Regions from separate parts of the Homo sapiens genome. Here region 1 is linked to region 2. Evidence: chromatin contacts called from ENCODE Hi-C or POLR2A ChIA-PET data. All regions are on one chromosome and are shown on one strand. Each heading gives the region's core, a stretch centred on a gene start or an enhancer-like site at or near the end of the contact. The rest is flanking DNA. Distances are from core to core; before and after follow the strand shown. Region 1 overlaps MBNL1 (muscleblind like splicing regulator 1). Region 2 has its middle 48 kb from the start of AADACL2-AS1.

Evidence for each region. A loop is a pair of places that touch in the nucleus more often than their neighbours do. ChIA-PET counts read pairs that join two places held with the same protein, here RNA polymerase II (POLR2A). Pooled maps may share reads with other maps.
Region 1: a map of endothelial cell of umbilical vein shows a loop between it and region 2 (6-fold over the local background). The contact joins two enhancer-like sites. A Hi-C loop is called at or near these places in 1 of 168 maps with a recorded cell type or tissue (endothelial cell of umbilical vein) and 2 of 50 pooled maps. POLR2A ChIA-PET finds 5 or more read pairs at or near these places in 1 of 52 experiments (PC-3).

The regions. Positions count from the first base shown.
Region 1 is chr3:152,327,507-152,333,381 of GRCh38, forward strand. The region is part of intron 2 of MBNL1 (muscleblind like splicing regulator 1); the gene reads left to right. Among named protein-coding and RNA genes, the nearest start is that of MBNL1-AS1, 61 kb to the left of the region's middle. Within about 2 kb of position 3,750, at least 14 of the 41 ENCODE cell types and tissues checked have a DNase peak (open chromatin) inside an H3K27ac peak, as active enhancers do; they include PC-3 and endothelial cell of umbilical vein, where a contact is called at or near this core.
Region 2 is chr3:151,972,493-151,978,989 of GRCh38, forward strand. No RefSeq gene overlaps it. Among named protein-coding and RNA genes, the nearest start is that of AADACL2-AS1, 48 kb to the left of the region's middle. Within about 2 kb of position 3,844, at least 6 of the 41 ENCODE cell types and tissues checked have a DNase peak (open chromatin) inside an H3K27ac peak, as active enhancers do; they include PC-3 and endothelial cell of umbilical vein, where a contact is called at or near this core.

The DNA of each region.
Region 1 (5,875 bases), core at 2,500-4,999, 350 kb after region 2:
CCAGCTAATTTTTGTATTTTTGGTAGAGATGGGGTTTCACCCATGTTGGCCAGGCTGGTCTCAAACTCCTGGCCTCAAGTGATCTGTCTGCCTTGGCCTCCCAAAGTGCTGGGATTATAGGCTTAAGCCACTGTGACCGGCTGCTTTTTTCCTAGAATATATAGTTTGGGTTTCTTTTCCACTCGTGATGTGATTTAAAAAATTGAACCTGTTGTATATGAATGTGGTTTTGTAAACTATAATATTTGGTATCATATACTATATTTTTTTCTATATATATATATGCTACTATATAGTCATATAGTAGCATTTTTTTTTATAGCTTTCTTTGGAGTTCTTGGTCTTAGTGTCTAAAATAGTGGCCATAAAGGAATTTGGAAGTTAAGTTGTTCTTGCTGACCCAAAGAAAAATCAGATGTTTCTGTTTAGGACACTGTATGTGACAAACAAGGAAGTTTTTATTAATTTATTTTTTTGAAGAAGAATTGATGAGAGAATAATGAGAATTCCTCCAAGATTAAAAGTAAATTATAAGATCCTGTGCTATTTTAATGTAAGCCAACATTTGAATTTAATTTGACTTCTATTTTCAGTAAATTAGAGTGAAATTTTAGGGATGTCTTTATCTCCTATAGTGTGTGTTTTGCCAAGATTTATTAAGGGTAATTTTGGATTTTAGAAAATGTACAGTTTCTAAAGGCTTGTGAACGTTTTATATTGATAGAAAATGTAAGTAAGACTAGTAACACATTATTTTCTCCAAAGGATCCTGTGACTGACACAAAAAATATGATATAATATTGAATCTGCCAAAAGATGCACTGTTAATCTAGGGTTATGTTATGTTGTTATTTTATTAGGTATGTGATACTATGGTGTGAATTTTAGAATATAGGTAATTATTTAAGTAATTACTGTAATTCTAAACATCTTCTGAGATGTTTTCTCTAAAGCAGAAACTCAGCTTTTACTCATGTTTAGATAATGTGATATAGCTGTTCTAGATATTTGAGATTAGGGTTGAGGCAAATTGTTGACATATAATTAAAATGTATTTTATAACTAAAATTTAGAAGAATGGAAAAAGTTTACATTGTATTTATAAGACTTTGCTAACATGCTTTATGACATTACGGAGAAGTACTAGGAAGAAGGAGATCTTTAAAAGGAGTGATATTCTGTTTGCTTTGCTGGAGTACCTTATCAGGAAATTTGAAATCTTAGCCCTTTAATTGTGATATCTGTTAATTCTAAAACTTACACTGAATTTAACTTTGAAGGTCAACATATGGATTTTTTTAAAAACAATATTTACTCTATCAAAAGATTAGTTGTATTTTTGACTTGAGGAAATAGCTTAATCTGAACAGCACGAAACTTGACAAAAAAGTTTGCTAATACATAAATATTGGCTATTTTAATCTGTTGAAAACGGAAGGCTAGTACCAAGGGAGACGGTAGTAAAATTATAGAAGGAGCTAGTGAAAAGTAAACATTATGCAACATGAAAAGAATACTAGGGGAAAAACTGACAGAGTAGAATAACAGGAAGATTAGTCACTTCTGGAAGGAAAAAAGTAGGTAGGGGCAGGGGGATGAAGTACTTTAAACAGGAATGTGGAACTGGAAGTGCTAGGGCTAAAAGACAGATGTGAGCTTATTTGGGAGCTAAACTGGGCTTTGAAAAAGGAATAATACTGGTAGCATTTAATATCAAAATTTAAATTTTATGTTAACAATAAGAAAAAAATGGAGAAAAATTTTTGTTAGGGATTATAAAATGCCTGTTAAAATAAAAAGACTTATATTTACTCCTTTGTGGAGCTGAATTGGTTTCGGTCAGACAGCAATGTCAAATGCAAATCAAGAAAATACATTTCTGAGGCCAAGGCAGGAGATTTCTTGACCCCAGAAATTTGCAACAACCCCAAGGAACATAGTGAGACTCTGTCTCTACCAAAAAGAAAAGAAAAGGAAAAGAAAAGAAAAAAAATTAGCCAGGCATGGTGGTGAGCACCTGTAGTCACAGCTACTCAGGAGGCTGAGGTGGGAGGATTGCATGAGCTTGGGAAGTCAAGGATGCAGTGAGCCATGATCAGCCATTGCACTCCAGCCTGGGCAATGAAACAAGACCCTGTCTCAAGAAATATACATATATATTTTATCTTATATATATATATCTTATATATTATATATATATATAATATATATGTCATATATAATATATAATATATATAAGAAATATATATATAATTTCTTTCAAAACCGGTCAAAGTTCTTTTACTTTCAAGTGATGGATAAAATAAAACCATTGTGGATATCATGGGATATATGTGCTATTGGTTTGAAATAATTTTCACTTTTGCATTTATTTATCTGTCAAAGGAGTACCAATCTCTAAATATTTTAAGGATTATTTCTATGAATTCTCTAAAAAATATAAATTGTAACTGTCTATATCATACAAAAATATTTAGCAATCCTTATAACAGAAAACAAGATAGTAAACATTGTGTGTATGTTCATGTGTGTGTATGTGTGTTTATTGGTAGTCTCATTAATCCCTAGTCTCTACTGACGTTATTAGGGACATTAGTGGAACAGATTTTGCTGAACACATTTTCAGCCACTCTGAGTGTTCTTAGGTATTTTATTTATTTAGAGACTGAATCTGTGTTGTCCTGCCTGGTCTCAAACTTCTGGGTTCAAGCGATCCTTCTGCCTTACTTTCCCAAGTATCTGGGACTACAGATGCACACCACTGCCCAGCTAAAATGTACTTTAAATAAAGTAGATAATTCTGGGGTTATCTCAAACTCCTGGCTTCAAGTGATCCTCCTGTCTCAGCCTCCCAAAGTCCTGGGATTACTGGCTTGAGCCACTATGCTTGCCACCTCTGGGGTTATATTAGCATGACACCAGGACAAAAATCTGCCCATTTTTATATCAGGAAAAAAAATGCTACTTTCATTTAGGTGCAGAAAATGGCTTATGCCTATTGAAATAAAAAATTCAGTCTAATTTAGACACCTAAGATTATTATTTGCTATAACGACATGGAATACATCACTGTGTGTCACTGAATTCATGGAAATGCAGTACAGAATGCAATACAGTAATCCCCCCTTATCTGCAATTTCACTTTCTGCAGTTTCAGTTACCCATGGTACAACACGATAAGATATTTTGAGACAGAGAAACCAAGAGAGAGACCATATTCACATAACTTTTATTACAGTATAATTGTTCTGTTTTATTATAGTTATTGTTGTTAATCACTTACTGTGCCTAATTTATAAATTAAACTTTATTGTAGGTATGTATAGGAAAAATAATAGTATATTTAGGGGTTGTTACTGTCCATGGTTTCAGGCATCCTCTGGGGGTCTTGGAATGTATTCCCCATAGATAAGGATTATCTACTATATACAGTCAGGTAAGCCATTCCCATTGATTTTATTACAAATTGCAGTGCTTCCATGGCTTGCTTACACATAATTTGCTGAGGTAACTTTTGCAGAAAGTAACCATTTTACGTGAACACCAAATACTGATTAAAAAAATCTCTTTTTCTCCTTTTCCCTCTCTTTCTCTCCCTTCTCCCTCTCTCCTTCCCTGTCTTACTCCCTCGTTCCTGCTCTTCTTCTCTTTTCATACTCACACAGACACTCCTTCCCCTACACACACACACATACACACATACACACACACACCCTGCCCCTGGGCATAACTGAATAGGAAATGTTTATTTTCCAAACTACAGAAAAAAACCTTATCTCAAACACTGAAAGTCCTTCCTTTTCCTGGTTTGGAAACACTAAGTCATACTGAGTCACTTGTAGATTTTCTTTAGCCAGTTTTATTTAAAGCATAAAGTTGTGAGGACAAAATGACTCAGGAATTTGTAATGTACCATTAGAGCTTTTCACTTTTAGGATGCTAGTTCATATTCAGATGACTTAGTATTAAAGATTGATGGGTTGTTTACTTTCTAGAAGAATCTGAGGAGCTCACTGTAACTTCACTTATTTTGACCTAAGTATGGCCTAGAGTTTATGCTTATTAATTCATTTATTTCTCGGTAAAGCCATGTCCAAGGAATTAAATAAAAGGAAGCGGACCCAGTAAGGGTTGATGAATAAGAAGCTGTTACCTTACTCATTTACATGTATTACTTCAAATGTTATTGATTGATTGATTGATTGATTGAGATGGAGTTTTTGCTCTGTTGCCCAGACTGGAGTGCAGTGGCATGATCTCAGCAACCTCTGCCTCCTGAGTTCAAGCGATTCTTCAGTCTCAGCCTCCCAAGTAGCTGGGATTACAGCCTCCCCACTACCACACCCAGCTAATTTTTGTATTTTTAGTAGAGACAGGGTTTCATTATGTTGGCCAGGCTGGTCTTGAACTCTTGACCTCAAGTGATCCACCCGCCTCAGCCTCCCAAAGTGCTGGGATTACAGGTGTGAGCCACCGCTCCCGGCCTTGATACCTCTTTAAAAATGAAGTTTGTTAAAATGATCAGAAACTTTAATGCAGCTGATTGCATTGCCATTGACATCAGTGAGAAATAAAAACTATAGCTATAATGGTTAAGTTGAGCAGTTGGAATCTGTATGTCTGTATCTATCTATGTTTATTTAGATGACTGGATAAAAGAGTCATGATTCCTCCTAGTCTATCACGTGGTAATGCCAAGGTCAGAAAAATCATTTGTTATGATCTATCTTATGTAAAAGCCTGTGGAGTTACTTTGTTTTCCTCACTCATAAGATGTCAAAATGTGCTTTCTAGAATTTTTGAATAATTTTTGCTTAAATTCAGTGTTAAAGTTGGAGACTGAAACAAATTTAAATCTGTTGTTAGCCAAAGAGTAAATCAAGCTTATGTGGGTGCAATATATAACATGACTACCCAAGAAATTCTGCAAAAAAATGTAGTTGTCTAGCAATTAGGTACAGAGTTGTCATCTTCCTTCTATGATAACTTTTGATTATAAAAATAATTGAAGGTAAATAAACTGTAAATGACACACCACCTCAAGCTATGCCACATGGGCACCTAAATAAGTTCTTTTTAGTAAATGCCACCAAATGGCTGTATTTCTTACAGCTTATGGCTAAATTCTGACAGAGGGGAGGTGCCTTCACCATAAGAGTATTTTCTCTTTGAAGTTTTCATGGTTTTGTGTGTGTGTGTGTGTGTGTGTGTGTGTGTGTGTGTGTGTGTGTGTGCGCGCGCGCATGCGCACACACTAGTTTATATTAGGTTAGAGTTTAAAAAAAGCTGAAGATAGCCAAAATTAGTCCAGAGAGTTAGACTTGCTGCCAAACTAAAGAAATAGCTTGGTTTCAGTATTCTTCTGGCTTCTCAGTCTTAACATTTGGGGACCTGAGTGCTTGATTTGAGCTGACTGAAATTAACCCAGATGGCCCACTTTGGGTCCTCAAGAGCTAATTAAAGGAAGTCATTTCAGTTGCTGAATAATCAAGGCCGTACCTTCCTCCAATGTTGGTTTCAGCCCACACCTTACAGATGATCGCTGGCTTTCTGAAGCTCTCTCTAAACTCATAATTATTGTTTGGACCCTGCATGTAACTAAATTAATTTGCCAAGGATGGGAATGAAATGTAAGTTTTATTGGCAACAATGGTAATCCCCCAAAACAGAATGACAGATACAGTGATGGTAATAATGTTACTGCCCTGTTAATGCCTCCGAAGATAAGATACACTTGAAAAATAATGTGAAAACTGAATTTGTCCTTGATTTGAAAAATCTGAGAATCACATAAAATGTTTGTTAATTTCTTAAGCTGGTAAATATCATTAAGAGAAATGGACACATATAAGATAAGTTTGTGTGCATATTTGTA
Region 2 (6,497 bases), core at 2,594-5,093:
TTCTGACAAAATCCTTTCAGGCAATAATAAGTAGGGGCCAGGATAATTTATGTTCATGAGTTCAGAAAAATGCTACCTAATTTATGTTATCTGTTCTGAACATATCTGACAAGAAAGTTTTTCTCATGAGGATCTGTGCCTCTCCATTCCATTCCTCCCTTGACCTGTTCCTTACTTGTCTCGTGTCTTTTGCCTGAAAATCAAATCACCAGAGTCTACTCTGTTAATAACAATCATCATCACAGTAGCTCCTATGAACCTATCTCTATATTAACTTTATCATAATAGGCATAAACCGGAAATAACCCAGGATGCAAAGTAAATGAAGACTTACTCAAGGAGTATGTACTGTATGATTCTATTTATATCAAATTCTAGAATAGACAGAACTAATCTAGGTATAAAGAAATCAGGACAGTGCTTGCCTCAAAGAATGAAGGTAGAGATTAACTAGGAAAGGATGGTAATATTACAGATGTTAATAGGGTTATTGGTTATACAAGAATATTAATTTGTCATAGCTAAGCAAATATATACTTAAACGTTGCCCATTTTGTTGTAGGTTTTATATTAAAAGAAAATACGACAAACAGACATCCAATTCTGGTTAATAGTGTATCTGAAGTATGTAGAGGAAAGTGCCATTTGCTTTGAATTGCATTACAAAATATTTGTTAGGTGATGAACTTTAGAAGAATTGCTGTATAGATATGAAATAAAGCTAATAAAATAAGATGTTAACAACAAATGGCGTAGCCCTATGGGTGTTCACTGTAAAGTACTTTCAACTTGTGGTATGTTTGAAATGTTTCATAAACTAATCATAGTGGGAAAGGGAGTGCTAGTTAATTGTTCTTGTCAGTTTATACCTAGTAAGCCTTGCTAAATTTCTGAGAATTTTTGTGCAAATACCATTGTTACAGGAAAGGGATCCCGATCCAGACCCCAAGAGAGGGTTCTTGGATCTTGCATAAGAAAGAATTCAGGGCAAGTGCACGGTGCAAAGCAAAAGCAAGTTCATTAAGAAAGTAAAGTGGTGAAAGGACAGCTGCTCCATAGACAGAGTGGGATGTACCTGAAAGTAAGAGGAAGAACGCATCCACCCTAGGTACAATGATTGCATATATGGGGAGATGTGTTCTGCTACAAGGGTTTGTGATAAAGGATTAATTTCATTAAATACTGTATTTTGCAAGAAACGGTATTATTTTCTTTAAAGCAATATTGGGAATGCCTTTGTTATGCAGATATCGGGATATCTGGACACTCCCAAGTCTGGGTCTGTTTTAGTAAACATTATTAATCTGTTCCCTTAACCATAAACATCCAGAGTCTAGGAATGCCTAACTTTCTGGGAATGCAGCCCAGCAAGTCTCAGCCTCATTTTCCTAGCCCTCACTCAAAATGGGGTCGCTCTAGTTTGAACGCCTCTGACAGTATTATTCTTTGGCTTATAGAAATTTTATGACCAAACAAGACTCCTAGTATCTCTCAGAAAAACAAGGACACTAGGTATAAGAATGATAATTACATTATATGAATTATCTTTTACTACTATTTAGAATGACTTTATTATGTGTTAAATGAAAAATTTAAACTTGACTATTAAATTTAAATCAAAATAACTTGGCCTATGAATTAAGTCTAATTTTTGTGATGAGTTAGAATTTACCAAATAACATGTCCTAAGTGCAACCCTAAACTATGTTTTTTTAACAGTTGTAACTCCTGATACAGAAGGTCCTGGCACCATCTGGAGTCATGACTAATCTCGTGCATTTTCCCTAGAGGACAGAATTAACACACTGATCATAATCTCTTTAGCCATAATCTCCTTTAATCTTTTACAATCTCATTAGAACGTCCCCCAAACTCTGTAATGGACCTATTGTCAACTTCATTTAATGTATCCTTTTGTAATTCGTTACCTTAAATGGAAAATTTTATCATTTTAGAAATTTGGAAAATGTAGAAAATAATGTGAGCAAATGATTTAGCTCATATTTTACCAAAGAAAATATTTTATATATTTTCTCTTTTTAAAGATCTATTTTTACTTGGAGATCTTTTCTGGGTATACTTTTGCATCACTGTTTGATCTTTTCCCCTAAATGTTATCTGAGCATTTTCAACATGATCATACTTGTCATTATTTTTTATTATTATATAGTGTTTCTTGAAATAAAGGTATGGTTATTATCCTTCCACCATTCATTTATTTTGTCACTCATTAAAAATATTTATGGAGTGCTTCCATGTGCTACATACTTAGAAAACTCAGGCAGCAAGATAGAGATTATTTCTATCTTCATGGAACTTATAGCCTAACAGAGTTCATTGACATTTTAAAAAGCTATGCCAGTCAATAAATAAGCACAAATTGTGTTATGCACCATAAAAGGAAAAAAATTACAAAGTTGTTTGAGAAAGATATTGGAGAGCCTAATATTTATTTGAGTTTTAGGATACATTACAACCAACCGAGTAACTTTTGGGTTTTATGTCTGCATGTTTATTTCTCTTATCTTTCAATAGAATTATAAACTGGGAAGGTGAAGATTTTTTTGCTTATCATGTTTATACCTCCATGTGGCAGTAAATGTAGTATATTGAACACGGAACACTAAATAAATATGTATTCAATAAATTAATGATTTTTCTATAGGTATTTGTCTCCTTTTGAGGTTTTCTTGTTTTTGTTGGTGCTTGGTTTTGTACTGTTTTTCATATCTTTTATCACATAAAAATCATGGTGAACCCTAAATGGTTTGATTTATAAACATAACTTTTAAGCACAAGGTAAATGTTCTAAAGGAAAAGAAATGCCCAAATGTGTTTTCTCATGAGTTTAATATTCAAGTTCAATTATATGTTGAAAGATATGTTTCTGTGGTTTAGTGACAGATTAAAATATTGGTTTATCTTTATTATAGAGGAATAAATCCTATTAGATATAAACTCTTTGAAGCAAGAGGCTATGCTTTAAATTGGTTTCGATCAATATCCAGTGCCTTATAAAAAGAAGGTACGGCCGGGCGTGATGGCTCACGCCTGTAATCCCAGCACTTTGGGAGGCCAAGGCAGGCGGATCATGAGGTCAGGAGATCGAGACTATCCTGGCTAACATGATGAAACCCCGTCTCTACTAAAAATACAAAAAATTAGCCGGGCGTGGTGGTGGGCACCTGTAGTCCCAGCTACTTGTGAGGCTGAGGCAGGAGAATGGCGTGAACCGGGGAGGCGGAGCTTGCAGTGAGCAGAGATCAAGCCACTGCACTCCAGCATGGGCGACAGAGCAAGACTCCATCTCAAAAAAAAAAAGAAGATACCTGGTAATCAATGAATGGGTAAATGAGTAAATGAATGAATGCAAAATGGCCTTCTCTTTCATCAAACTTTATGTTCTCAAGCCATACACGTTTCATCTAGACTCCACAATGCTAGACGTTTTAGGGGGAGTTTTTCATTTTTTTGTTTTTTAATGATATTCCTAAGGTTTGAGCAGAACACCATAAAGATCATAACATTAAAATGAAATCAAAATTGGCCTTTTGCTTCCATTTTAGGGTTAACAGAAACACTGCAAGTTAGACTGCCAATCATCTCCCAATCAAATAAAATTCTTTGTTTTTCTTCTTTAGTTGTTATGTTTTATCTACATCCTTCTGCTATTCAGATGTTTTTCTCAAGTGACTTGGACATTGTAGTTCTCAGAAAAGATCTATTTTTACCAGTATGAATGAATTGTAGCTTAAGCTGCTTCCTGGCTGAGGAAGGTAGCTATTAAAACACTAACCAATAGAGGCTGGAATATGCCCAGTGGAAAGTGAGTGTACAGGAAAGCAAGCAAGAACACTGTCAGAAAAAGGAACATTTTAATGCATTCCAATGAGGCCAAAGATGCCACTAGGGTTTGAAAGGCAACCAGTTGTGATGAGCATCAATGACTCATGAAAACCACAATTTAGTTTACTTTACAGCTCCTGCTGCTGTTTCAGATGACTTAAGTCCTAAACTAATTAAGGAAAGTCACAGATTTCAGTATGGCCAAAGATAGGAATTGACCTATTTCCATCGATTTTCATTTCAGTGACACAATCATTGCTGGAGGCAATCCAACTTCTGTGAGTTTGACCTTTGTCATTAGAAAAATGAAAAAAATTAGATTTAATGATTTACAGGCTCCAATGCAGAATGATTGCTCCAAAAATAAGGTTTTCTAAAGAGAAAGAACTTTAGCGACATTCAAAATATTTCCAATTGACACACAGAAAAGTCTTGCTGTGCATTTGGAACTCTCTATTTCCACACATATCAAGGAAGGTTCGTGATGCCAGAGTTGCATTGGAGGTTCCCAAAGACCTCCTGGTTTTCCATATGGTAGAACCAGAACAGAAAGTCTTTCTAAACCCTGGGAAGCAGAGTAGCTTAAAAGTCAGCTAACTTCCATTCTAATAGCAGCTTCTGTGGAGTGAGGACATCACAATGTAAAAATGTAATCATATCTTTAAATTTTCCTTGTGGAAATAAGGTGTACAAAATTGAGCAAATCATTAACAGTACATAAATGGTCCACTGACAGACTTTTTTTTTTTTTTTTTGATTTGGAGTCTCACTCTGTTGCCCTGGCTGGAGTGCAGTGGCACGATCTCGGCTCACTGCAACCTCTGCCTCCTAGGTACAGGCAATTCTCATGCCTCAGCCTCTGGAGTAGTTGGGATTACAGGCACCTGCCATCACACCTGGGTAATTTATGTATTTTCAGTAGAGACAGGGTTTCACCATGTTAGTCAGGCTGGTCTCGAACTCCTGACCTCAGGTGATCTGCCTGCCTCGGCTTCCCAAAGTGCGGGGATTACAGGTGTGAGCCACCGCGCCCAGCCCAGACTATGAATTTATTAGGAAAAATAACATTTATAACAGTCAACCTAAGAACTACAATATTACTAGCAACTTATATTCATCCTGTGCTAACCTAGATCCATGCTTATCCACTCATTCTTCTGTCAAAACTAACGACTTTCTTGAGAATTTTGTGGTTTTCATTTTCTTGTTTTATTTATTTCTATATTATTTATGTCTTGCTCTAGCTATATATCATATATATCTATATCTAAAGAATATATTGTGTTTTTTTATTTTTATTTTTATTTTTTGGAGACGGAGTATCACTCTGTCCCCCAGGCTGGAGTGCAGTGGTGCGATTTTGGCTTATTGCAAGCTCCACCTCCTGGGTTCATGCCATTCTCCTGCCTCAGCCTCCCGAGTAGCTGGGACTACAGGCACCCGCCACCACGCCCGGCTAATTTTTTGTATTTTTAGTAGAGACGGGGTTTCACTGTGTTAGCCAGGATAGTCTCGATCTCCTGACCTCCTGATCTGCCCACCTCGGCCTCCCAAAGTGCTGGGATCACAGGCCTGAGCCTCCGCTCCCGGCGTGGTTTTTGTGTATACTGTTTTTAGTTTCCCGGAAATGCTTTTTTAAATTCAAATATTGTGTGCTAAGATCCCTACCTGTCGAATTTAGTTGTAGTTCATTAATTGTTCACTGCTGTATAATATTCTACTGTGTGAATATACTGCACTTCATGTATTCATTTTCTCATGGAGAGCAATTTGGGGTGTTTCCAGATCAGTTGTTTTCCTGTGGCAGAGAGAGTACAGAGAGTACTGCTATCAATATTTTTGTACAGGTATCCAAGTACCTACAGTTAAACTGTAAGTAGAATGGCTGAGTCATAGGGTACACAAATGTTGAACTTTATAGACAATACAAGTTGTCTTCCAAAGAAGTTGTACCAATGTGTACTGCCACCAACATTGTAGAAGAGATTGTATTGATCACCACTCTCTCCATCTCTTAGCAATCAATGTAAGACAATTTTTTCCAATCACATATTGGATATACATGTTCTTCATGTTAATCTTCTTTGGATCTTTATATATGTTATGAATATCTTCTTCTAGTTTTACCTTTTTTTTTTTTACTTTCTAAAAGGCATCTTTTGATGAACTATGCTTTATATTAATGTAATATAATTTACCAAGTCATTTTCTTTCCTGGTTATCGCTGTTTGTATCTTGTTTTCAAAAGTCTGCTCCATCCAAGATTAGAAATATTTTATACTAGAATTTCTTCCAAAATCTTTAATTTTGCTTTTGACCTTAATACACGTGGAGTTGATTTTGGTTATGTGACATACCATGAACTGAAGCCATTTTTCCGCCTCCATATGGCTTATCAAGTATTTTCAGCTCTATTTTTTTTATTGTGTTTTTTTGTTGAGACCACGTCTCAGTGTGTTGCCCCGGGTGGAGTGCAGTGGCACGAGATCTCAGCTCACTACAACCTCCACCTCCTGGGTTCAAGTGATTCTCCTGCCTCAGCCTCTGGAGTAGCTGGGACACTACAGGCGTGGGCCACAACGTCTGGCTACATTTTTTTTTTTTTTTTTTTTTTTGGTAGAGAGAAGGTTTCACCATGTTGACCAAACTGG